Regions from separate parts of the Mus musculus genome. Here region 1 is linked to region 2. The links are chromatin loops, found by intact Hi-C in ENCODE. Cell type or tissue: heart. All regions are shown on one strand. Each heading gives the region's core, and the rest is flanking DNA. Links, peaks and the distances in the headings are about the cores only. Region 1 overlaps Gm32412 (a long non-coding RNA gene). Region 2 has its middle 26 kb from the start of Map3k7.

What was found. Peaks named below come from ENCODE experiments on the same cell type or tissue, not always from the same donor. Only the 100,000 strongest peaks of a DNase experiment are listed, where the experiment ranks them.
Region 1: it touches region 2 in a loop (4-fold over the local background); 6 of 42 quality-filtered maps call a loop at or near these places.

Annotation. Positions count from the first base shown.
Region 1 is chr4:31,820,234-31,832,139 of GRCm38, forward strand. Gm32412 (a long non-coding RNA gene) reads right to left here. Exons shown (of 4, transcript XR_390453.3): 1 at 9,557-11,906; 2 at 6,335-6,493; 3 at 3,886-5,595; 4 at 1,822-2,014. Among named protein-coding and RNA genes, the nearest start is that of Gm32412, 7.1 kb to the right of the region's middle. In heart, for the core only: CTCF peaks have their summits at 4,976 and 7,226 (motif pointing right); no DNase peak of the experiment used is centred there; H3K4me3 peaks cover 1,047 bases; H3K27ac peaks cover 2,358 bases.
Region 2 is chr4:31,932,257-31,944,162 of GRCm38, forward strand. No RefSeq gene overlaps it. Among named protein-coding and RNA genes, the nearest start is that of Map3k7, 26 kb to the right of the region's middle. In heart, for the core only: a CTCF peak has its summit at 6,666 (motif pointing left); no DNase peak of the experiment used is centred there; H3K4me3 peaks cover 1,780 bases; H3K27ac peaks cover 1,510 bases.

The DNA of each region.
Region 1 (11,906 bases), core at 2,383-10,382, 110 kb before region 2:
ATTTAGTTAATCTTCAGTCATTTATAAAGCCTACATTATTTCCAAAAGACGTTTGGTGTCGGTTGTACACACTAAGAGAAAGCCTTAGTTTAACAACTAATTTTTCTAAAGCTTTAACTTTTTTAGTGTGGACCACTTTCATTGACACAGAATTCCTGACTGTTTTCTGTACTGCGTATTACTTTCTTCTCTCATTCACCTCATTTTATCCAGTCTCCGTTACTATTTCTCAGTCCATTCGTTTGTCTCGGCAGAGGAACTATTTAACCTTTGGTCCTGGCATAGCTGTTGAGTGATACCATACAACAACACACTTCTCCATACAAACTTCCCCATGACCTTGGGCGTGGAAGCTGCCCTTCCCTTCATTGGCTTTAAGGTATACTGGCATGCATAATACAGCTTGACACTCAGGCTGCTTGGCTGCTCCTATGACTGATTCCTGGCTTTTCTGCCTTCTGGAATTTCCAGAAGAAATCCTGCGAAGTGTCTTGATTGGAGAGTGGTTTCATTGTGCAGATGTAGAAGGCTGTTTCTGAAATAATCATGATATTATACACTTGACTTCCTGCGCACTTTCCAAAATAGTTTCACATCTAGCTTCTCACTTAGTGTCTAATTTAATGTAGAAAAATGAAGGGGAACCAGAGTAAAAGAATACGAGAGAGAGAGAGAGAGAGAGAGAGAGAGAGAGAGAGAGAGAGAGAGAGAGAGATTAGGTCCTCTGAAGAGAGTCTAAGTTTAATAGAATATATGGGTGGACAATTTAGATATCTCAAGGGAACACACAAAAAAGTATAGTTACCGCACCATAAAAACCTGGTGAACAAGGAGAGCCCACTTAACTTGTGGAAAAAGCATGGGAAACAGCCGGCCAGGGTGGACCACGTGCTGAGAGCTCCATCTCTGTTCTGAGGTTCAGGGACTAGCTCAGGTATTTGAAGTAGGATCCCCAGCAAACCAAGGCTTGGGTTCTGGCTCTACCACTTTACAAGTTGTTTGCCTCAAAAAAAGTTCCACGTCTCTAAGATGGCCTGTTCATCTCTACAATGAGCATGATCCTATAAGGACACTGAGGAGGTAAAACCCGGATTAACTGTGCTTGGCACTGTGCTTAGGGTCTCTTGGGAGGACTGTGTGTACACAAGGTGTCGAGTGCAGTGCTCGGGTAGAATAATGGCAGCAACGGAAAAGTAGCAAACTCAATGGTTCAGTGTTGTCGCTTTTCTCACAAGGAAGAGAATGACTAAGCTGTAGCCCTAGACAACAGAAAGCAACTCAGCATGAGCAATAATTCTCTTGATTGAGCTTCATCAGTTTTTCCTACCTTGTGACCATTGTCTTCCCTTCTTATAGACATGTGGGGAAGCCATTATATAACTTAGGTCTTTCTAAGATATCCATATGTGACCAAGCAGCTCTACCCCTCAGGGAGCTCACCTTCCTATATGGGAAAAGTTTAGACTGCCTAGGTCTCCATGCTATGGGATCCTTAGTTCTTCCCATCCTTCCGACACCCCTGTCTCTTTGATTGGAGAAGGCAGTGCTTGGTGTAACTCAGAATTACTCCCATGCCGTTTGCTAGTTGAAGCATCACTGAGCCCTTTCTGTTCAGACTTTGGTTATAATTTCGGTCTTAAGTCCTGCTTACAGAACTTTGAGAACTCCCTCCTGTAGAAAAGGCTTCTGTTAGGAAGGCAGAGAGCACAGAACACATGCCGCATCCTGTGCTCATTAGCTAGAGAGGCGTAGACAGAATCGTAGCCTTTTGTCCTAAAACAACATATTTATAAGTGAAAGAAAGAAATAAACTTACCCTGCACTTATCTCATTAAAAAAAAAAAATCCAATCTCTGAAGGAACTTCATGTATCTTCCTTCTCCAAAGTCAGATAAGTTACCTCAGTCTGTCCAATGACTGTCGTCCATGACCAAATCGCTCTTCACTTCGAGACAAAGAAGCTTAGGAAACATTGTGTAAAATGAGATCATACTCAGCACACGGTCCTCTCTCTCTGAAATTGAATGCAATTACATACAATAAAGAGTGAGATGCAGGGCTAGGAGGAAGTCTTCACTTATAATTTAAAATTTGAATAATTCCATTCTGGGTGAGAGGAGGTGGCAACCAAAACTGCTAATCATTATGAAACATAGCCTCCCTTATAAATTAATATTCATAACTTTAATGGGCACAGTGTCAGGAGCTAGACTATATCGGGGCCTAAAATGCTGTATTTAGTTAAAACTTATTTACTCATATATTTCTCAAAGATCACTTAAAACATTCATTCTCATGAGACCCAATAGCAGCAAGCACAAGAAAACTGCTATTAGCTCCCTGTCTACATAAAACGGAATGGAGACAATAAAAACAAAACAAAGGTTGCATGGACTAAAAACCCCAGTACTGGGCTACTATGCAAAGCTTGTCCCATATGGTGAGATCTGGATTGCATTCCCATCGTGGGAAAAAATAAAGAAGAGAGTTAAAGACCAAACCAAGTACAAGTCTTTCCTAAGGAAAACCCCTACTGAACACAAATCTGTCTGTCTCCAAACCGCAGCAAACTGCCTTCCTGAGGAGTACATGGGTCTCAGCTGCACCCCCCTCTCTCTGTGCCTTCACAATGATCACACAACTTTAGTGTGTACAGCGACCAGCCCCCAGGATGCTGAGGTTTGGTATGTCTGAGATGAACTTGCATCCCCCTTTTCTAATCATTAGCCAGGTGATGCTGATGCTGCAGGCAGATAGAACAAGCTTTAGCCATCAAGACGGGGATGGCATGCAGAAAGGTTTCGTAACCGAGCCTGCATCTTGAGGCACGTGACTGTGGGCCCACGTGGACCCTTCCCCTTGTAGAATATGAATGAGACTGGGCCTTTACAGACTTGCTACAATTTCAATTTTCCAAAAACACACTCAAAATAGCTCACTGCGCCCACAAGCACCCTTCAGTCTCTTAACTTGCCTCAGGACTATGGAACGTATAACCGCCGCAGGGCCGGGGCGGGATGGGAGGGACTTTGAAATGGAATTGGCTGTGGAGAGCAGTGAGGCATGCCAATGAAGCAGTAGAGCTTCCCCTCTTCTCTTTCTCTCCTGTATTCACTGAAGTTTTGGGGGCGGTAGAAACAGACTCAAAATAACATTTCCAGGTGTCATTGTCTCAGCCATTTGCTTCTTTTATGTTACTAAAAGTCCAACATGTACTTGGCCTCAGTTTCTCCCAATAAGATTTTCCACTCAACTCCATTAAGACTTATAGTCCCTAGTGAAGTCACACGCCAACGTGTGTGCTTTGGGAAGATGCTATAAAAGATATAGAGCGCTCCTTTGATTACGGATCACATCTGCACCAAAACCAGGGACATTTTCAACGAGAGGACTAACTGGTTTCCATTCTCCAAACCTATTTCCCTCTAATGAGGTATGGAACTCTGCAGACCATAATGACTACAGCTTGAAGTGTAGGCTCGGTTACTATGTAATCGCATAAATCTCTCCTGGCTGTAAGTAACAGCTAACCCCCACTTCCTCTGATATTTTATTTGTCTTGTAAATCAACTCAGTTCTTTCACTTTGCAAAGGAAGTTGGGAGTTTTAAGCCTCCCAAGAGTGTAGAGAGAGTCAAGCTGCCTGTGTGTCCCCTGATCCAGGAATCTCCTCTGCAGGTGGGCCACCCCCAGGTGCAGGGCGTGGAGCTCCATCAATCACCGAGGACGGCTATGCCAAGCAGGGTCCTAAGAGGTGGGGAAACACTGGGCTGAACTGTAACAGCTGCTTGAACTTTTGAAGCACAAAGGTGCAGGGGCGAAACGGAAGCTCAGAAGTGAAAGCATTAGCAACAGACAGTCGCTCAGTATTGAAGCCCGCACCTACCTCTGTCAGACTTGGATTTCTAACTGTGCTCACTGCGGCGCATGTGCAAAGAATGTGAGCGTGCTCCTGGCTTTCCCTTGAAGATCTTACTCCTCACCAATGCTCCAGCTCGGGCAATGGTGCTATGACTCCAACTTAGGACTTTGTTCTCCTCTGAAGCACAATGCCCAGCACGTAATATCAGCGTGTTTGCTGAAGTTGTCCGGAGGGAGGGGGCACTGATACCTCGCGTCCCCCTGAACACTTCAAGCCTGCGATGTGGCAAGGTAAAGCATTAACCAGATTCAAAGAGGAAAGACATTATGTTAACCTATGTATCAGGAGCACAGAGAAAACTTGGAGTTTATTCTGTTAGCGGGAGGTAAATTTCCCCTTAATTGGTTTAAAAAGGAGTATCGTTTAGGGCAATGGTATAATGAAATACAGTTCCTTTTAATTTCTTACAGGTCAGTTAGTATCCAGTTTCACAGACTTCAAAGAAGGGTTTAATCAAAGACTGCAGAGAAGGCGTCTAACAGAAGTGGAGCGCTGTGTCCTCCCGGGTGCAATGACAGGGAAATGAAAAGATACAAGGGCAAAGCAAAGGGGAACAGGCACGGCGACAGGGACGGGCGTGGGGGTAGATGTTGAATATGAGGTCAAAGACAAGAGGGACTGTCTCAGGATCTGTAACTGAGATTTTGTTTTAAATTCTACACAGAGTGAACCTGAAATCACGCAAAGGGGCGCACGTTGAAACAAAGAGAAATAAGGCAGCGGGGGAGGGGTGGCCATTTTTCTTTTAGTAACTCATTCTCACAGACACTATGAAAATTTTAAGCAAACTTTCATAGCCTGATGGGGTGATAGGGTAGGGGGGGTAGGGTGATATGTGTGGTAAGATAAAACTGTTTTTCCTTATATTTGAATCATTGATTGATTCATGCCATTTTTATATGAATAGTTTCCAAGCAGACCAAAATGAACATATATCTGCCTGGGGGAGGGGGCATCCTGGATCTCTGTCAGCCTGGTTATCAGCTACCAAGAGAAGAACATTCCAGTCTGCTAGTCACCCTGCTGGGAGGATTCGGGAGCAGCTCACTAGCACCCACTAGCTTCTCTGGTTTCTTGTTCAGTCGCCTAGAACTAATCTTTTCAGCGGCTTAGGAAATGAAGACAAGTCATGTTTGACCCTTTGACTTTAGACTTGAACCATGGCTCAAAATAGCTCTAGGGCACACCCTTCTTTTAAATGTCACAATTCCATGTTTGTTGTGAAACACTATTCCTGGGGAGACTTAAACAAATGGTCTACCTGCCCCAGATAAAAAGCTGAAGACAGACGCAAGTACAGATACTACCAAAGTCTATCTTGGTAGACCAATGAGGTTTATCCAGATTACTTACAGAAATACAAATGTGAGGTTACTTACAGGAGCGGAAATGACTCAAAGACAGATCCATCACCAAAGCCCTCCCACAGCCCCCATGGTTGACAGCTCACAAAAACTGGGAACCTGGGGCCCACTGCACAGCCTGCAGGCAGCTCAATAGGTCAGAGGGTGTTAGTTCTGCATGCCTCCATTGTGTGAGCCTCTTCCTGGCAGCTAGGCTGGTTCTTGTTTCTTCTAAGCTGCTTGGCTGGTCTTTGCTTCTTCCAGGCTTCTGAACTCATGCTTTTTCCAGGCAGTTTGGCATGTCTCAGCAGTCTTTATTGCCGATACACTCCTGGGGAGGGAAGGACCTAGTTAATCTGTTTAGTTTTAGTGACTTCCTGAAGATATCTTAAGTTGCTTACTTCCTGTGTTTAATGAGCTTCCCTGCAAGATGGAACAATTCTATCTTGGAGGAAACTGCTAAACAACGTGTGTCCACTTTATAACCCCAGACTCTTTAATGTACAGGCCAATTTCAAGGGATCTGATACTTCCCTCCTTTCTGGGTCTAAATGAAATATTCCTTGTGGGGTTTATATAATCCCTTAAGCTTTGAATATTTTATTTTCACTGTGAAAAGGACATAAAAACAAGTATATCTCAGCTGACATCAGAACTCACTTGCTATACTGGTTAGGTTTTATCAGCTTGACATAAATCTAGACGCATCTGTGAAAAAGAGGACCTCAAGAGAGGCATTGTCTTCATCAGATTGCCCTGTAGGCATGTCTGTGAGGTGTGTCCTTGATTGCTAATTGACATAGAGGGCCTACTCCACCTTGTACAGTGTCATCCCTGAGCAGGTGGGCCTGGGGCTCCATAAGAAAGGGAGTTGAATAAGGTTGGGAAAAGAAACAGAAACCTTGGTCCTCCTCAATCTCTACTTCAGTCCCTCTCCTTGCCTTGAGTTCCTACTTGGTTTTCCCAGATGATGGGCTGTCACCTGTAAGCCAGGGTAACCCTTTTCTCCCTCACGGTGCTTTTGGCCAGTGTTTTACCACAGCAGCAAAGACTCACACCATAGGACCTACCTAATCATTCCTCCGACAGCCTTTGCTGAACGCTTATACAGGCGCTTGCCCCTGATGCTGAAACAAGTTGTCACACCACACTGAACAACTCTTGCCCCTAGAGCAGGGAAGGATGTGTGGAAGTCCATAGGTTTTCTTTCTTATTGGTTTTGTAACTTCCTGTGAAAATGTAATTATTTCGATTATAAGAGACAAAAGGTCGGGAGGACTGGAGCAACACAATGCTCTGGACGTGACAGGGCTATTGTACTCATTAACTCAGAGCAGCAGTGCGTGCCAGCACGAGACCTGAACTGGATCAAGCCAGCCAACTAGCAGGGAATGGGGAGGGGCTCCTAGCCCTAATGTATAGCTAAGAGCTACGCAGAGCCAGCGGTTTTAGGGGAGGGAAAGTCAGTTTTCTTTAAGGATGTGTCCCTAGTAGGTCAAACGCACTCATTAATGACCCCACACTCACAGGTATATGGGTAGCACAAATTGGACTCTCTGAGCTATTAAAAATAAAAGAAGAAGACATGACGTTGGGGCAGGTGAGGAGGTGGAGTGTGGATCAGCAGGAGCTGGGGGAGAGGGGAAGGAATGGCTTTGGACAAAATAAGCTGAATTAAATTCAAAGAATTAATAAAATGCCAAGAATATAATTATTTCAAAATTTAAAAATTTAAATATGGTGACTAATTGTCCAGAATCCCAGTCAGTTTAGTCCTGAAACATCCATTTCCTGGAAACCCTTCAGAACCTGGCAAACCAGGAGAGTGGGTCACCTTATGAATTAATAAAAAGCACTGTATATCTTCTCAGTGACGTGACACCTATAGAGAACACAGCAAATGGATGTGAAAGTCAATCTACTAGTCAAGCAAAACAAAGCATGGTGCTCACCGGTAGGTGGCGCCACCCACAAATCACAACCTTCAGTCAGGAGTTTACAGCCGTTTTTAATGTGCTCCTACTCAAGACCCAGCTACGAATGAAGATGTTAAGAGAATTACAACCAATTTAATATCCTTGCATGATTCTATCCCAACAACGAAGAAGTTTTAGCCATGAGGAAGAAAGCTTCCCTTTCCATCCCACGCTCTAGTCCTGACTGCTAAAGTAAATCATTGTTTAGAGTCACCAAGCATGGCTTCACATTGCTTCTATAAAGTCACCTGTGCTGGGAAGACTGTTGAAAAGCCTCTCACTGCTATTCTTCCGAATCGTGACAGAGAGAGACAGAGAGAGCATGCGCGCTCGAGAGAGAGAGAGAGAGAGAGAGAGAGAGAGAGAAAGAGAGAGAGAGAGGACATAGATACATAGAAACAAAGATAGAAGATAGAAAGAAAAATAGGTGATAAATGACTGATAGACAGATGATAGATAGATAGATAGATAGATGATAGATATGTAAATATGTAGGTAGATAGATAGATGATAGATATGTAGATAGATAGATAGATAGATAGATAGATAGATAGATAATGATAAATAGACAAACAGATAATAGGTAGGTAGGTAGGTAGGTAGGTAGGTAGATAGATAGATAGATAGATAGATGATAGATATGTAGATAGATAATAGATAAATAGATGATAGATATGTAGATAGATAGATAGATAGATAGATATGTAGATAGATAATAGATAAATAGATGATAGATATGTAGATAGATAGATAGATAGATAGATAGATGATAGATATGTAGATAGATAATAGATAAATAGATGATAGATATGTAGATAGATAGATAGATAGATATGTAGATAGATAATAGATAAATAGATGATAGATATGTAGATAGATAGATAGATAGATAGATGATAGATATGTAGATAGATAATAGATAAATAGATGATAGATATGTAGATAGATAGATAGATAGATAGATAGATAGATAGATAGATAGATAGATAATGATAGACAAACAGACAGATAATAGGTAGGTAGATAGATAGATAGATAGATAGATAGATAGATAGATAGATAGATAGATAGACAGACAAACAAACAGATAGATATTATCTGTGAGAATGCTGCTGGAATTCCACTCTGCGTGCTTTATTAAAATAAGTTAACAACTAAGCACCCCAAACCCAGTACCCACACACGTTTAAGACTAAAACCACACAGGGCTCATGTCCAGGACTTACCACTTCTTTACTTCCTCTGCCTCCTACTCACCTTTTATTTAAGACCCAGCAATTGCGTATTAAATAACATACATTCCAACCTTGTTTAATATATTTTGTACTTCCTGATAAAAACTTCCTGTTCTGGGGGGCTGGAGAGATGGCTCAGAGGTTGAGAGCACTGACTATTCTTCTAGAGGTCCTGAGTTCAATTCCTAGCAACCACATGATGGCTCACAACCATCCATAATGAGGTCTAGTGCCCTCTTCTGGCATGCAGACATATATGCAGGCAGAGTACTATGTGCATAACTAATTAATTAATACTTCCTGGTTGTGATGTATGGGTAGGTGGTATCCCAGACTTGACTACACCCATGTATCATCTTTGGACACTTCAAGAACACATGAAAAGATTTGGGAGTCATTTTGTCACCGCTCCATCTTACTGCATCTAGCACTCAGTTACTTCCTCTATGAAATCATTTGCTGGGATAGCATGATATCCAATCAAACAAAATGCATGCAGCTTGACTTAAAGTAAAACTTGCTTTACTTGACTAGGGTACCAAAAATTATTTTGAAATTCTAATTTCTTTCATTGAAATTAGTTCAGATATCTTACACACTTGATACTAGTGTTTTTATACTAAACAGTAACAGATTTGAAATTTCTAAATTGTTAACATTAAAACTGTCTAATAAGTTCACTTACCAGTTTGGATGTAACATTTAGTTTTAACTTTTAAATCTTTGAATGAAACTAGCAAGTGTGTATGTAAGCCTGCATATGTGTACAGGCCAAAAAAGGATGTTGGCTGTTATTGTAAATTCATCTCCACCTTATTTTCCTGAGACAATCTCTCTCTCTCTCTCTCTCTCTCTCTCTCTCTCTCTCTCTCTCTCTCTCTCTCTCTCTGTGTGTGTGTGTGTGTGTGTGTGTGTGTGTGTGTGTCTGGACTAAAAGCCCCAGCCATCCACCTGTCTGTCTCCACCCTCCTCTTCCGCAGTGCTATTGTTCCATGTGGTCATGTCTAGCTTTTGTGCTTAATGTTGATGCTGGGGATCTGAACTGAGGTCCTCAAGCAAACACAGAAAGGACATCTCTTACCCACTTTATCATCTCCCGGGAACCAAGAACGATGTTATAAAAAGAAAAGAAAGAAAAAGAATTAGATTTCTCTCTTCCTTCATTTAAAATCATTTTTAAATTTTTAAAATCTCTGGTACAAAGGAAATGTTCCATTAATGCTATTGCCAGCCTGCTGAAGGACGTCAGAACAGTCGATATGCACAAACAATCCCTACGAAATTTGTATATCTGGCAAATACTGCAGCTCTAAGCTGCCCGTTTTGTTACCTTACAAACTATTCAGTAGTGTGATGGGACTGAGTATTGTAAATCCTGCATTCCTTGACGCTAGCACACTTTACCTTTTATAGAATAGCGTCACTTCATAAATACACACATATATTTTGAACTGGCTTTATCTCTCCAATAGGCTGCATGGCCTAATTAACAATCTTGAAATGTAAACTATAAAGAGATTCTAAAAGTAACATTCAGCCACGAGCCCTCATTGTTAATTTAGCTGTGACCTCAAGTAGCACAAACGCAAAGACTACAAAGACAATTCAGCCATGAGCAGACAAGCTAAGTCGTCCTGATCATGGAGGCATCCGGGTTCCCCCCTGACAACCTCTGTTAGGAAGATCAAAGTGAGGCTTGGAAGGAGGACTTCGTGGGCTTCTGTCAATCTCGTTTCACAGTGTCCGGTCGTTCGGCGAGTTCTCTATTCAGTGCAGCTGTTGTTGTGGCTCCTGAGATGGCCGGCTCTCTAATAAGTTATTTTCCAGTCTTTTGGCAAGAATGAGGCTATCAGAGAAATGGCTTTTCTTGATGTGTTCCAGCTGGAAGTAAATAAGTTCTCCCATTGAAAAGCAGGTCACTGCCTGGGGGTTTCCAAATTTTGCCTGACGGAGCAGTAGGTTAGGGGTCAGTCAAGAACCACTGGCTTTATGTGATTAAGGAAATAGAGAGACATGGTGGCAAGCATCAGGAAGAAGCTAAGCACGCTAAATTTCAATTCCAGTCTTCCTCCTAATGCATTTAAAACCTTGAAAATGCCACTTAGCCCCTGGCTGCGCCTCCATCACTACATCCCTAATTATTTAGTATTTGTTGACTACTCATAAAGAACTGGCTCCTGAGGAGAACACTCAGCAAATCAAACAGCTCGGCTACTCCTCACTCGTTTCCTAAGGATTTGCACAACCTACAGCCTTGAAGATACATTTAGCAACAGACCAGAGGAAAAAAAAAAAGAACACTTACTGCATAACATTAGCAAAATTTCAACTGGACAAACAAACAAACAAACAAAAACAGATGGATGTGGCTTACATTTCTAACCCAGTGTACAATTCCAAAACGTTTTTGGTTCAGAAAAAATCAAAAGATTCATTCATATACCCACAGTCTGGGGTGTGCTTATGGGCGAATTGAACAGCCCAGTTATGGGGCAGCTAGGCTGTTTGATTTCCTTGGTTTTGACTTGAGTTGAAATTTCGAGTTCTTTTGTAATTTTCTCAAGATAAATTCACGAGGAAGCTAAGAAAATTTGCTTTGTCTCTGCAGGGGTACCAAGGATGATTCCTTGTGCTGGAATGCGTACCCCATATCCCTTGCCCCATGTCGACAGAACATTCTGTCTTCTTCATGTGTGCCGCTAGCACCCGAGTAACTAGAAACTCCTTGAAAACTGTGACCAGTCGCTGGCACTTGGGGCACATACTGTGGTGTCACAGCTGTGCACATACTATGGTGTCACAGCTGTGCACATACTGTGTTGTCACAACTGGGCATCCTTTCTACAGTCAGGTTTGACTGATTGCTTTCCTGTCAGTGAGGAGCCGTTTTGTGGCAGGTCATATAAAACAGTGTCTTTAAAATGCACTGTATAGAGGCTGAGGTGACAGTCATGGAGCATAGGTAGGTCTGTGCTAGATCCTCTGGTGGCTTTGTGGGACCCCTAACACTAGAAGTAGGGGTATCTCAGGCTCTATTACCTGTCCTTGGGACCCTTTTCTGCCTAATGGGTTGTCTCACCCTTTATATGAGGGTTTATGCCTAGTCATATTGTAAGGTGTTATCCTGTATTCGGCTAATGTCCCTGAAAGTGCTACTCTTTTCTTTTTTAGGGGGGGGGTTGTTTTTTTGTTTTGTTGTTGTTGTTGTTGTTGTTTGGGGTTTTTTGTTTTGTTTTGTTTTGTTTTGTTTTTGAGACGGGGTTTCTCTGTATAGCCCTGGCTGTCCTGGAACTTACTTCGTAGACCAGGTTGGCCTCGAACTCAGAAATCCGCCTGCCTCTGCCTCCCGAGAGCTGGGATTAAAGGCATGTGCCACCATGCCCGGCATACTGCTCTTTTCTAAAGGAAAAGGAAAAAGGAGTGGATCAGGA
Region 2 (11,906 bases), core at 2,541-10,540:
CCCATCAGTACAGTAAATCTTAGTAATGAAATGAAAACGTAAGGGAAAAGGCTCTCCAAGCACACAGATTGTCACATTCATGGATATGGTTGGAGCAAAATACTCCATATACATACATACATACATACATACATACATACATACATACATACATATATACATACATACATATATACATACATACATACATACTACATACATACATAGCCCCATATAAAAGATCTATGGCCAGAAGGCAACTGATAAAGCTAGAGAGTAGCCAGGGACAAAGGACAACATAAACTTTACTATCTGCTCAGAGGTTCGCTTTTTCTTTTAAGCTGATGGAGATGTTCAAGCAGAGAAGAGGGGAAAGCAGACTTGAATTTTAGAAAGCAAGCCCCCAACAGCCGCATCAAGGGTAAGGAGGCCAGGCTGAACTCACCACTGTCAAAGCACCATAGCACATCAGGAAGAGGATGCTGCAGCCTCTAATGACACTGCAAGACAGAGGCTGTCTCTTCAGAGGAAAGGAATGATGGCCCAGTGGTCTAAGTAACTGCATTCAGTAGTGTTAGCAAAGCAAACTCTAAAATGAAATGGGAGTGTTCAGAAATGCAAAGGTTCCGAGCTTTGAACTGTTGAAAAGGAAACAAACCCGGTGCAGGTGCCAGTGGGGAGGCGTGTTTCAGATGTGGGAAGAATGCCCCAGAAGGAATGACTATCCTCAGTACAGTGTGACTTCTCGACAGTTTCTCCATGGTCTCTGAATACTCTAACCCAAGCAGATAATGGTAGATGGAGCATAAGCACAAGAGGCTACCCAGTAATTAGCAATTAAGCCTTAATTAAAGGCATACTCCACTTACACTGTCACTGTATAAAACCGTCTGTCGGTTTAGCCCGTTCCATAAGAAAACAAGAACTCTTTCCTCCTAAACCCTTACCTCGTGGATGCTGGGCTTAGTTTTATTCTGTATTTAATTAGAAATGTTCACAGCATTGTTTTCCTTTCAATTCTAAGAATAAAGAGTAAAAATGAAGAACAGGAACTTCTCAGATGCTGCCGTGACTTTGAAGCCACATATCTGAATCTATGATCTCTTGCTTTCCCACTCGGGAACCCTGGAGAGCATTGTTATCTGACTGATTATGAATGCATGTGTTTTCACAAGACTATGCAATCTTAACTGGCTCAGCACAAGACACTGAAGTGACTAAGTATCAAATTAAAGACTGTTCTTTTTTGTCTGGAATTCACTCCAGCAAAAAAAAAAAAAATTGAACAAATGATTTGAAATCAAAAAACAGTAGACCACCTCATGAGACACTATTAATTATTGGTGGAGCCCAGGCTTCTGGTTTCTTATCTCCCCGTACACCCAGTGCTCCCATCCCCGAAAGGGTTTTACCATTTATTAATGCCTTCAGCAACTTTAGTATCCAGGCAAGCGCAAGAAGCACACCAGCCCGGGGGCTTCCTACCAAAGTTACACAGATATAATTTGAGTGTGAAAATGAGCCACAGTTGTCAGTTACGGTCTTTCCAATGGACTTGAAATCAGAGGGGGAAAAAAGTATAAGGGTGGGAAGATGGCTCAAATAGTAAAGTAGAGAATTATATATAAGGATTTGAGTCTGGATCCCCAATACCCATGTAAAGAGCCAGCACTATAGCATGTGCCAAGAAGACAGACGTGGGGTACCTGGGGCTTGCCAGGAGGCCAAGACTAGCTATATCTGGTTAGATCCAGGTTCAGTCAAAAGCCCAAAATTGGAAGTAATCAAGGTAGATACCAGACATTAACCTTTTGTCTTCATATACAGGTACCCGCATGTGCATGTAAACTACTGCACACATACTCACATGTATACATACATACATACATACATACATACATACATACATACATACATACATACTCTGCACTGTTTGGAGTCCCTGGAGCTTTAACATTTCATTTATACCCACACTAACCCACCAAGCTCTAAATGTCACCTGGGTTTTAGTTCACTGGCACCATACAACCTAAAGTCTTATGTTATAGACTCGTGACAGTTGTCAGAGTCTGAGGACATGCACAGTTCATTTTCTTTTTTCTTGTTTTCTTTTTTCTTCTTTTTTTTTCTTCGTTTTTTCTCTTTTTTACTGATCTTATTAAGCCTTTTTGTTAGGACCACAAAACCTTTGGCCCATTTTCTGAATAAAACTCATCTGTTTGATCATTAAAATAAATAGAAAAATTTTCAACAGATTTAAAAGAATGTGTTTTGTGGAGATTGTAAGAGCTTGACTTTAAGCTGAGCATGGTGGTACACGCCTATCATACTAGAACTCTGAACACTGAGACTGGAAGATTGTGAGTTTGAGGCCAGCCTAAGCTACGTAGTCAAACCATGTCTTTTAAAGACACAATTGTTACTTCAAAGGTAGAAATTCCAGATAGGGTTCAGGACTTGCTATCACAAAATACAGAGCCTGGGTATATTTTAAGTTGACGGTGTGTTTTTGGTTCTGAGCCTGGGTATATTTTAAGTTGACAGTGTGTTTTTGGTTCTGTTTTTCTCAAGCTTTCCTACAAACAGAAATCTTTCTTTAACTCTCCCCTACCTTCCTTTCCCAGAACAGGTGATAAAGCCTAGGAAGGACTTCCCAGAATTCCTTGACACAGGTCTTAAGAGTCACACATGGGGTGCCCTTCCTGTACTCAGAGGAAAAAATCCACCTCTCCAAAGACGAGAGAGATGCAAACAGATCTTGCTCTGCTCTCCAGTTTATTGTCTCTGCCTCACATTCCATTTGTCCTATCATATTTCCCCACAAATTAACACTCTTCCTTGAACTTCCTATCTTTAAAAAATTCAAATTAAATGGATCATAGTAGGAGCACATGGGGAACCGGAGCAGAAAAATCACAAGCTGTGAAGTGAGACCCATCCTCAAAAAAATAAAACAGAAACAAAACAAAACAAAACAACCTATCAAACTAGACTGTTTTCTTCAGCTCTCTACTTCCTATGTCACTTATGATTATATCAAATAAATACTCATGCTTTGCTCATGTCAATCTGTCTTGCATTATAGTTTCTTCAAGTTTGAACCTAATACGTATACAATGAAAGATACTGTGCCCCAGACCCCTGACAAGAAAAAAATGGAAACTGAGACTATAATAATATGAAATAATAAGACAATAATATACAATAATATAGTAAAACTAGAATGCCTAAAACCATAAAAAGAGGCACAACTGCAATAACTTGAAAATACAGATTTTTTTTCTCCAGAAATGAGGGATCAGGCAAATGTGAGTTTGTACATGATAAAATGATTTAAAATGGAAAGTCACCCTGCAATATGAAAAAGCATGGTTCAACTAGAATAAAGAAAAGTATTACACATGCAACTGCTTTTTCTAGCACCTGTACACTAATCATTGACTTTAGTTCCCAGTCTGTTCTCGAAAAATCTTTCCAAATATCTATAAAACTCAAAATGGGAAGCCTATTTTAAAAAACAGGTTAAATGACTTAAGGTTGAATCAGCCCTCTGCTTTTTCTTAGTTGCCGAAACAAAGGCTCATATATAACCCTGAGTTCTGGACTCCTTAAGTGTCATCCCACAAAGCAGGGAAACCCACATCCCTGTGTGGGGGTGGGGGCAAGAGGAGAGAGAGCATGGACATTTTATAGTCATAGTTTATGAATGTCGTCTAAAGGGCTGTTTTCATATTGGCGTAATGTATTTTCTCTAAGGTCTGTGCTGCCTATATTCTCACTATCTGAATTCCTGCCAAGACTGGCCAAGATGTTTCCCTTTTTCCGAACCCTCTGCAGAGCCTTAACTGATATATTTTTTCAAGTTTTCTCAGCCCTGCTTCTGAGCCTTTTTTCTTTTTTCTTTTTTTTCTAATTTATCTTAACTCTAGCTCCTGCACAACCAAGTCTATTTCTAGAGAATTAGGGTAGCTAAAATTGGGAAGTACACAAATAATAATAACATCCTATTTTTATTTTTTCAGTGGGATGCTGTTTTGTTTTGTTTTGTTTTCCTCATAGAAGATTCTACACTCCTTTTCATCGTTGTAAGCATCTTCACTCAAAGGGCTAAATGATTAGAATCAAGGTTTCCAACAACAGCTGGAACCCTACAGCTAGAAGCCCAAAGAATCCCGGGTCTGCAAAACTTGAGCTGCCTCTAAGTTCTGAAGGGAACGTTCTCGGGTCTGGATGAAGTCACCGACATGTCTCTTGTCTTTTGGAAGAAACAAATGTCAGCGCGACCTATTAAAGTCAACCCCGAGCTAGGTAGCAACAATGAGCTGGGGATTAGCATTGACAGCTCCCTTAATGTGATTCTTTTGGACAGGGATTAATTTAATGTGTTGCTGTCAAATGAAACAAAAAACGAGATGGATTTACTAATGACTCTATTCCATAGCACACACTTTTCCACTCCTGATCTATGTCAGAATGAAGCTGACAGCAAGAGAAAATCTTTTTTTTTTTTTTTTTCTAATGAAAAGGAGGAAGCTATTCCCTTCTTGACAAACTTTGAAGAAGGGAAGTTGTACTGGGCTCCCAAGAGTAGATGAGCTTAAATTTAGGCACTAAGGAACAGCGAGTGCCTTCTCCAAGGAGCCCAGACCTGGCGACCCTTCCTGGCTTGGGCACAAATTTGCGAGATGGCCTTAACTTCTCCAGATCTCAATTACCTCCCATGTCAAAGTACAAGACTGAATTAAAGGGCTTCTAAACTTTTTAACGCTAAATTGCTAATCTGTAGAAGGGATCCAGCCCACGAACACCAGCCTAGTCCCACAGACGACTCTGTCGAGGCTGTGACAGAGAGGGGGCGAGTCAAAGAGCGTTGATCTCTAGGGGGGAAAAACCTGGTTTGCCAAGTCGAATGCTAAAGCCTCCTTAAAATAGTTGGGATTTCTCTTTGTTCTCCCTAACAAAGAAACTTTAATTCGCACTTCTAGGCGAAGAAAGACAATTCAGACAGGCCGTTTTCGGGTGAAAGGTGTCTCGACAATTAATAATCATTAAATACTCAGTGAGGGTTGGCAGGAGCTATTCACTGAACGGGGTGCTTATCACTAAGAAAGCATCGATTTATGGTATAGACTGGGCACTGTTCTTTCCTGAGATTGCTTTGTGTTTACCTCCTGAGAGGCACACACTCCTCTGATGCACTTGTGCATATTTATGGAGTTAGTGTGAGGCTGGTAAACCCCTCTGGGCTCGGGTCTCAGCTGGCACCCTGGCAGGGATGGTCCCTGGAAGTGTCTGAGCTGGAGACTTTGTTGCAGGACGCCTGCTTCCCGGGATCCGGGGTTAGCTGGGCACCAGCCGGCAGCCCCCAGCCTCAGTCCGCTGGGCTGGAGGTACGCTCCCGGACTCTGGCTCGGCCCACCGGCGCCAATCTTCGGGCCACCTCTGCCAGTGCTCTGTGACCCAGAAATTCCACAGCCAGCGAATGCTCCTGTCCTGGCAGCCCCTCCGAAACTGTGGCAGAGTCCCGCACGCGGCGGGCCGCCAGTGACCCAGCAGCTTCTGGCGCGTGGTTTCCCCTCCGCACCGTCCGTTCTTTCCACTGCTAGCCGCTGCCCTGTCGATTACCTGGTTTTTACTGTTGATAACTGACTCTCTGGTTTTGTCTCTCTAGCCTCCCCCTTCCTTCCTCCTTTTCCTCCCCCTGATGGTTATAATGGCCAACAGACTCGTCAGGCTTCTTCCTACACCAAAACCCTGCCCTCCTCAGTCGTGCCCCCCCCCACCCCCCCCCCACCCACGGCTTCGCTCCGCAGGCCACCCAGCAAGCAGCAGCCAGAATGACCGCTTACTGTGCCAAGCTGGCTAAAGGCTCAGGCCCCTTGCTCTGGAGACCACCTCTGCACCAGAGCAGGAGCCACCAGACCCGCCTTGTCGCTTTGTCCCCAGCGCCTGCTGCCACCATTAAGAGATCCGTGTAGGCCTGTGGTCTGCCAGCAGACTGGAACTCAGCTGGCTCTGAACTTTGATACAGAAAACAGCAAATTTATATAAACATTTACTTTCGAATACGAGCATTTAAAAAAAAAAACAACCTACAGTAAGCCAATGAATACTTTTTATATAAATATATATAAATGTACACACACATGGATATGTCATAAATGCTACTCAAAAATAAATGAAGGTATGCTCTTTAATTTTTACCTATAGAAAGGTAACAAGGAGACACGGATCAACTTAAATATAAAGGTTGGCTAGAAAAGAGAAAATTCGAACACCACAAAACTGGATTATCTAAAGCTGGTATTCGTGCTTATTTCCTGAAACATTTCAAGGATTCCTTATGTACGTTACTTCATAAGAGACTGCTAGGCACACCATCATATTATATAGAGCACAAAGAGTATAAACAAAATGCCATAAACCATAACAAAAGTTGCTATAAAAACTTTATTGTAAAAGCAAAGCCGGGAATGGGGGGGTTCTTGTAAAGAAGGCTAAACAGAGAAATTGAAGTTGCTTGCAAGTTACCTCAAACTTGTAAGTATCGAGTTTCCTTTGAAATTATTTCTCATTTTTATGAGAGGCTGATTGAGGATCACCTGGAAACGGTGGGGGAAGGAAGACAAGGAGAGAAATACCAGTTGGGTCCACGGGTTGTTTGAAAGACTGAAAGAGCCACAGTGCCACCTTATGGGGAAAAAAGATTTCTTTTTCTTCCTCGACATTATGGGGTTTTTTCTCCCCCCCACCCCCTTTCTGGAGAGAAGAGAGGAGAGAAAGGAGAGAAAGAAGAGAGAGGAGAGAGCAATTAAGCCACCCAAAGGACAGGTAGAAATTTTATTTATGTGGATAGTAGTATTTTTTCAGTTATTTTAAACACACTAGTATGCATATATCAAAACTTTAAAAATTATAACAAGTCAAACATGTATGTAGCACCGAGAAATGGTCTAATGGAGTAGATCATCTGAAAATTCGAGTGTTTGCCTAAAACTGTGAGTATGAGATTGTGTCCATGTCCTAAAAGAATGATTCCTGACAGATTCCACTATTAAATATTTAAGTCTTGAAGAAAATGCAGGTCCTTTGATCAGTTGCTTGCATCTGGAAAAGGCATATTCTTAAACTAAATACAAAGCAACTTTACTTTTAAAAGCTGCTTGTCTAGTTATAACTAAGAGAGGTGGCGCAACGGTTTACAGGACTTACAGGTATTGCCTTAACAAGAGGTCTAGTTGTCTAGCCATACAGAGGGTGCAGATCCTATGCCTGAACCTTCAGAGTGAAAGGGCGAGGACTCCAAAGCTAAGGAGTGCCAGCCAAAAGCCACCCTCGCTCTATTGTGCAGCCAGAAACATCTAGCACGCTGTGAGTGATTCCTATCCAAATGTCTTCTGCAAGACAAGGTGGAACTCAGGGGTTACCTCTAGGCATTCTTTATTCTCTGTATTTTAAAATCACAGAACTGGTATATTCCTCTGACCTTCAGGAAGGACTAAATCAAAGGCATCCCAGGAAGAGACCAGTGTATTTCAAACTGTGTTGTTCAGAGCCCTAGGAGCTGTGAGAAGATTAAGAAAAGGGAAGGCAGAGAAACCCCCTCACTCCTCTCTCAGCGAGCGCTTTGCTTTCATCATCTCCACGTACAGGAATTCTACCTGAGCCCCTATGCAAACTACAGAGTCCATGGCTACTGCAAGATCAGAAATCACCAACTTAGCCTAACCTAGTTTATAGTCTAACAAAGGATTACTCAAAAAAAAAAATCTGGAAACTTCCTGCAAACTTATTAACTATGTGCTTGCCAAGTGACTCACCATGTTCCCATATAATGTGTCTTTTCTTCCTTTTAAAAAAAAATGTATTAAGTAAAGACTCCCTATCTAAGAAGCCCAGTCCATTCACTTCTGGAGGGAGCACGGTTGCATTTGGGTTTGTATCTCCCAAGTTTTCTCTGTATTTTTCTTGCTCAAAAACACGTGTGCATATACAAACACTGAGACTTCAAGAAAACAGGATAGATATGTGCTTTTCTTAATTACAAGAGGACATCTTTCTGATGCTTCATTCCTTGTAAGACTCCATAGTACTCCAAGTACAGGTGTACAATATTCATTTAACCTCATTTGTATTATTCAGTATTTGGATTTTTTTCTATTATTTATATATTTGTTCTTTCCTTTATCTAAAATATATTCCCTAAAGTTTCTGTCCAGGCAATGTTTACAAATGTTTTAGTTTTATGTTACTTCCCAAGAGAAAACAAACCATCAACTTTATGGGCCTTTGTCTGGTTGCTTGTTTGTTTTACAAAACTTTAATGCAACATTTCTCAACACATTTTCTTCTCAACTGTTTAAAATATAAATAATCGGACACCTTTGCAATAGCCCTAAATTAACTCTTTCACAAGAAATAAAATAAACCTACATATAGTTTTAGGTATTCTAGTTCAACAAGAAAAAAATGCATTGCATTATTTTGAAGAACATTTGGCTACCTCCATCAATATGTAAAATATACCTGCCTCGCCTCACATGCTCCTGGACAGCTTTTCTTTGAACACTCACCCAAGTTCATTGCTTTCCTTCATTCAACACATTTACTGACAACTCTTACAGTCCAGTCATTTTTGAAGCTTCTTATAGAAAAGTGGTTACAAGAAACCTAGAGGAGCCTCCAAGGTTAGGATAAACCTACACAGGGTTAATATTTCACATGTCATTGCAAATTATGATAAATAGAAATAAGAAAATTATAAGTCATTTAAACACTGGGTTTTCTCTTCAAAGAGCTACAAAATGTCATTCTATCTTTCATCATACTTCAGAGTCTTGAGTGGAATATTTCTGAAACATCTTACATACAAGCACTTTTTTCTTTCTTTCAGTATACCTCAGCAGACAAGCTGCCGAAGTCAAAAGAACCTTTGAAAGTGACAATATTCTCAGTTTATTTTAGTCTTGCCCAAATTCCATTGTTAGGATATTATTAAGACAGTTAAGTATTTTTATCTTATTGGTTCTTTTTACTTTTCTGAGTTTTTTTTTTCAAATAAGGATAAAATATAATCAGTTATGCACATATATACATAAACACTATTCCTCAAATAAAACCACAAACATAAGTGAAGCTAAACTTTTGATTGGCCATGAATTCCAAGTCAACATTATTCTAAAAACCATACCTAATAACATGGTTTAGAAGATTTCAAATTCAGTGTACAAAGGCATTTTATATGTCTATGTTTAATACATTGAAGTGCATACTGAAATGCATACATGAAATTTCCAGTTAAAATTTCGTCCAATTAAATAACTTGTAATTTTCTTATTGGAAGAATCAGGGCTAGATAAAACAGATGACTCATATCAGTGGGTTAGTAGTGGAGAGTAAGTTGTCATAAGAATAAAAACAAGCCAAGCTGCAGACACAGAAGACCCAGACATGTCTGAGCATGTCTACAACACAAGTGAAACTCAACCACCAAAGTTCTATTTATAAAAGAGACCAAAGACACTCCAGGAAAATTACTCATCTTCAGACAGAGACTTTGAAAGCAACAGTTAAACCCATTGAACTGTACTGAGACAGGGCCAGTGCAGAGGGGTGATTTGGGCTGTGTTAACAAGGTCAGTTCATAAGATCAGTGCCTTGCTCACCCATCGCCAGAGCAGCTTCCTCCTGCGGCAGATGGGAACAAACACAGAGATCCACAGCCAGACAATGTGCAGAGAGTGAGAGAGCTTGGAACACTCGGTCCTAATGGCGTGGCTCCATCAAATCCCTCCCCTCAGGGATCAGGGAGCCATTCAGAAAAGAAGGCAAAAAAGGATATGAGAGCCAGAAGGAATGGAGGACTCCAAGAAGACAAGGCTTTCTAAATCAACTGCACTGGTACACATATGAACTCACAGAGTTTCTCTGGGGAACCAGACTACTCTTAAAGGGTAGGCTACATGCCCAGCAATAGATGGCCAATAGAAAGAGAACTCGATACCATCTTTGGAGGTTCCTCGTATCACAATGGGATTCTCCTATTTCTTTTTAAATTCTAGTCTTCTTACTCTTATTTATATGTTATTTATATATACATATATTCTTTTCCCTTTGCATATATATATATATATTATGGCTTTCAGTTTAGTGTCCTTATAGGATTCCTGAGTATGCAAATGGGTGATCTCTGCATCTATGACTGTTTCTTGTGCCTTATCTTAGGATCTTTTCTTTCTGTTTGTTTTGTCCTATTTGTCCTATTCTGATGTGTTAGGGTTTCCATTATTATTATTATTATTATTATTATTATTATTATTATTTTATTGTTATCCCTTAGAAATCTGTTCTCTTTCTAATGAGAGAAAGAAGTGGGGGGGTGGATCTGGATTGGGGAAGCTAGGGAGACACTGGAAGGAGTAGAGGAGAGAAAACTGTAATCAGGATATATTATGAGAGAGAGACAGGGAGAGAGAGAGAGAGAGAGAGAGAGAGAGAGAGAGAGAGAGAGAGAGAGACTGTTTACAATAAAAGAGAAACAGAAAAAAAGACTAAAAATAATTTATATTTAAATAAATAGATTCATATAATAATACGGAGAGAGCTGGGCAATGGTGCATGCCTTTAATCAAAGCACTTGGGAGGCAGAGGCAGGCAGATTTCTGAGTTCAAGGCCAGCCTGGTCTACATAGTGAGTTTCAGGACAGCCAGGGCTACAAAGAGATACCCTGCCCCTAAAGCAAAACAAAACAAAAAAAGAATACAGAGAGGTTCTCAAAGCACTGGTAAGATTTCTAAGGATGATCTTGGAGGAGTCAAAAGAGGTAATAATCAGGGAAATCTTGCCTTGTTTCTATTATTGGGCCCTAGATACCATCCTATTTTCATTCTGTACCTGGTGTAACCAGAGAAACTGAGTTAGATAACATAACATCCTAACTGATTTCGATAACCTAACATCCTAACTGAGTTAGAGAACAAAACATCCTGAGTTAGAGAACCTAACATCCTAACTGAGTTAGATGACCTAACATCCTAACTGAGTTAGATAACATAACATCCTAACTGAGTTAGATAACATAACATCCTAACTTAAAATGACTGGCTGTGCTGAGACTGGCTGTCTCATGCCAAATTAAGTTCTGAGTTTCAATTTCTGAAGCGGATTTTTTTGTTTCTGCATGAATAATAAGAAGAACAGATAAGTGCTGAAGGAAGATTAGTTCAAAGTTCATCAACTAGTATAAATCATCAGCTTGACACTAGTCGGAAGAAACAAACAGAATAAAAATCAGGACCACCCTAGGCTCTGGAGACTATGGGAGGGGTAACTAAGAAAGAGCACGGCAGATCCACTGGGATGGGCACACTTATACTGTGAAAGCATTTGGTACATAGACTAAATATATGATATTACATGTAAAGTATATGTAAAATATTGACCTTTTGATAGTGATGTGAATTCTGAAGAACAAAGAAAACGATAACTAATTTAGGAAAAAAATTGCACAATAATTACACAAACACCTACATGTAAGGGCAGGTACCCACCAGAAGGCTGGGACAGGAGGGTTGATGAGCCAAGCAACTTGGAGCTACATCTGAGGAACATCTTTTTTTTTTTTTAATTAGGTATTTTCCTCATTTACATTTCCAATGCTATCCCAAAAGTCCCCCATGCCCTCCCCCCCAATCCCCTACCCACCCACTCCCACTTTTTGGCCCTGGCATTCCCCTGTACTGGGTCATATAAAGTTTGCAAGTCCAATGGGCCTCTCTTTCCAGTGATGGCCGACTAGGCCATCTTTTGATACATATGCAGCTAGAGTCAAGAGCTCTGGGGTACTGGTTAGTTCATAATGTTGTTCCACCTATAGGGTTGCAGTTCCCTTTAGCTCCTTGGGTACTTTCTCTAGCTCCTCCATTGG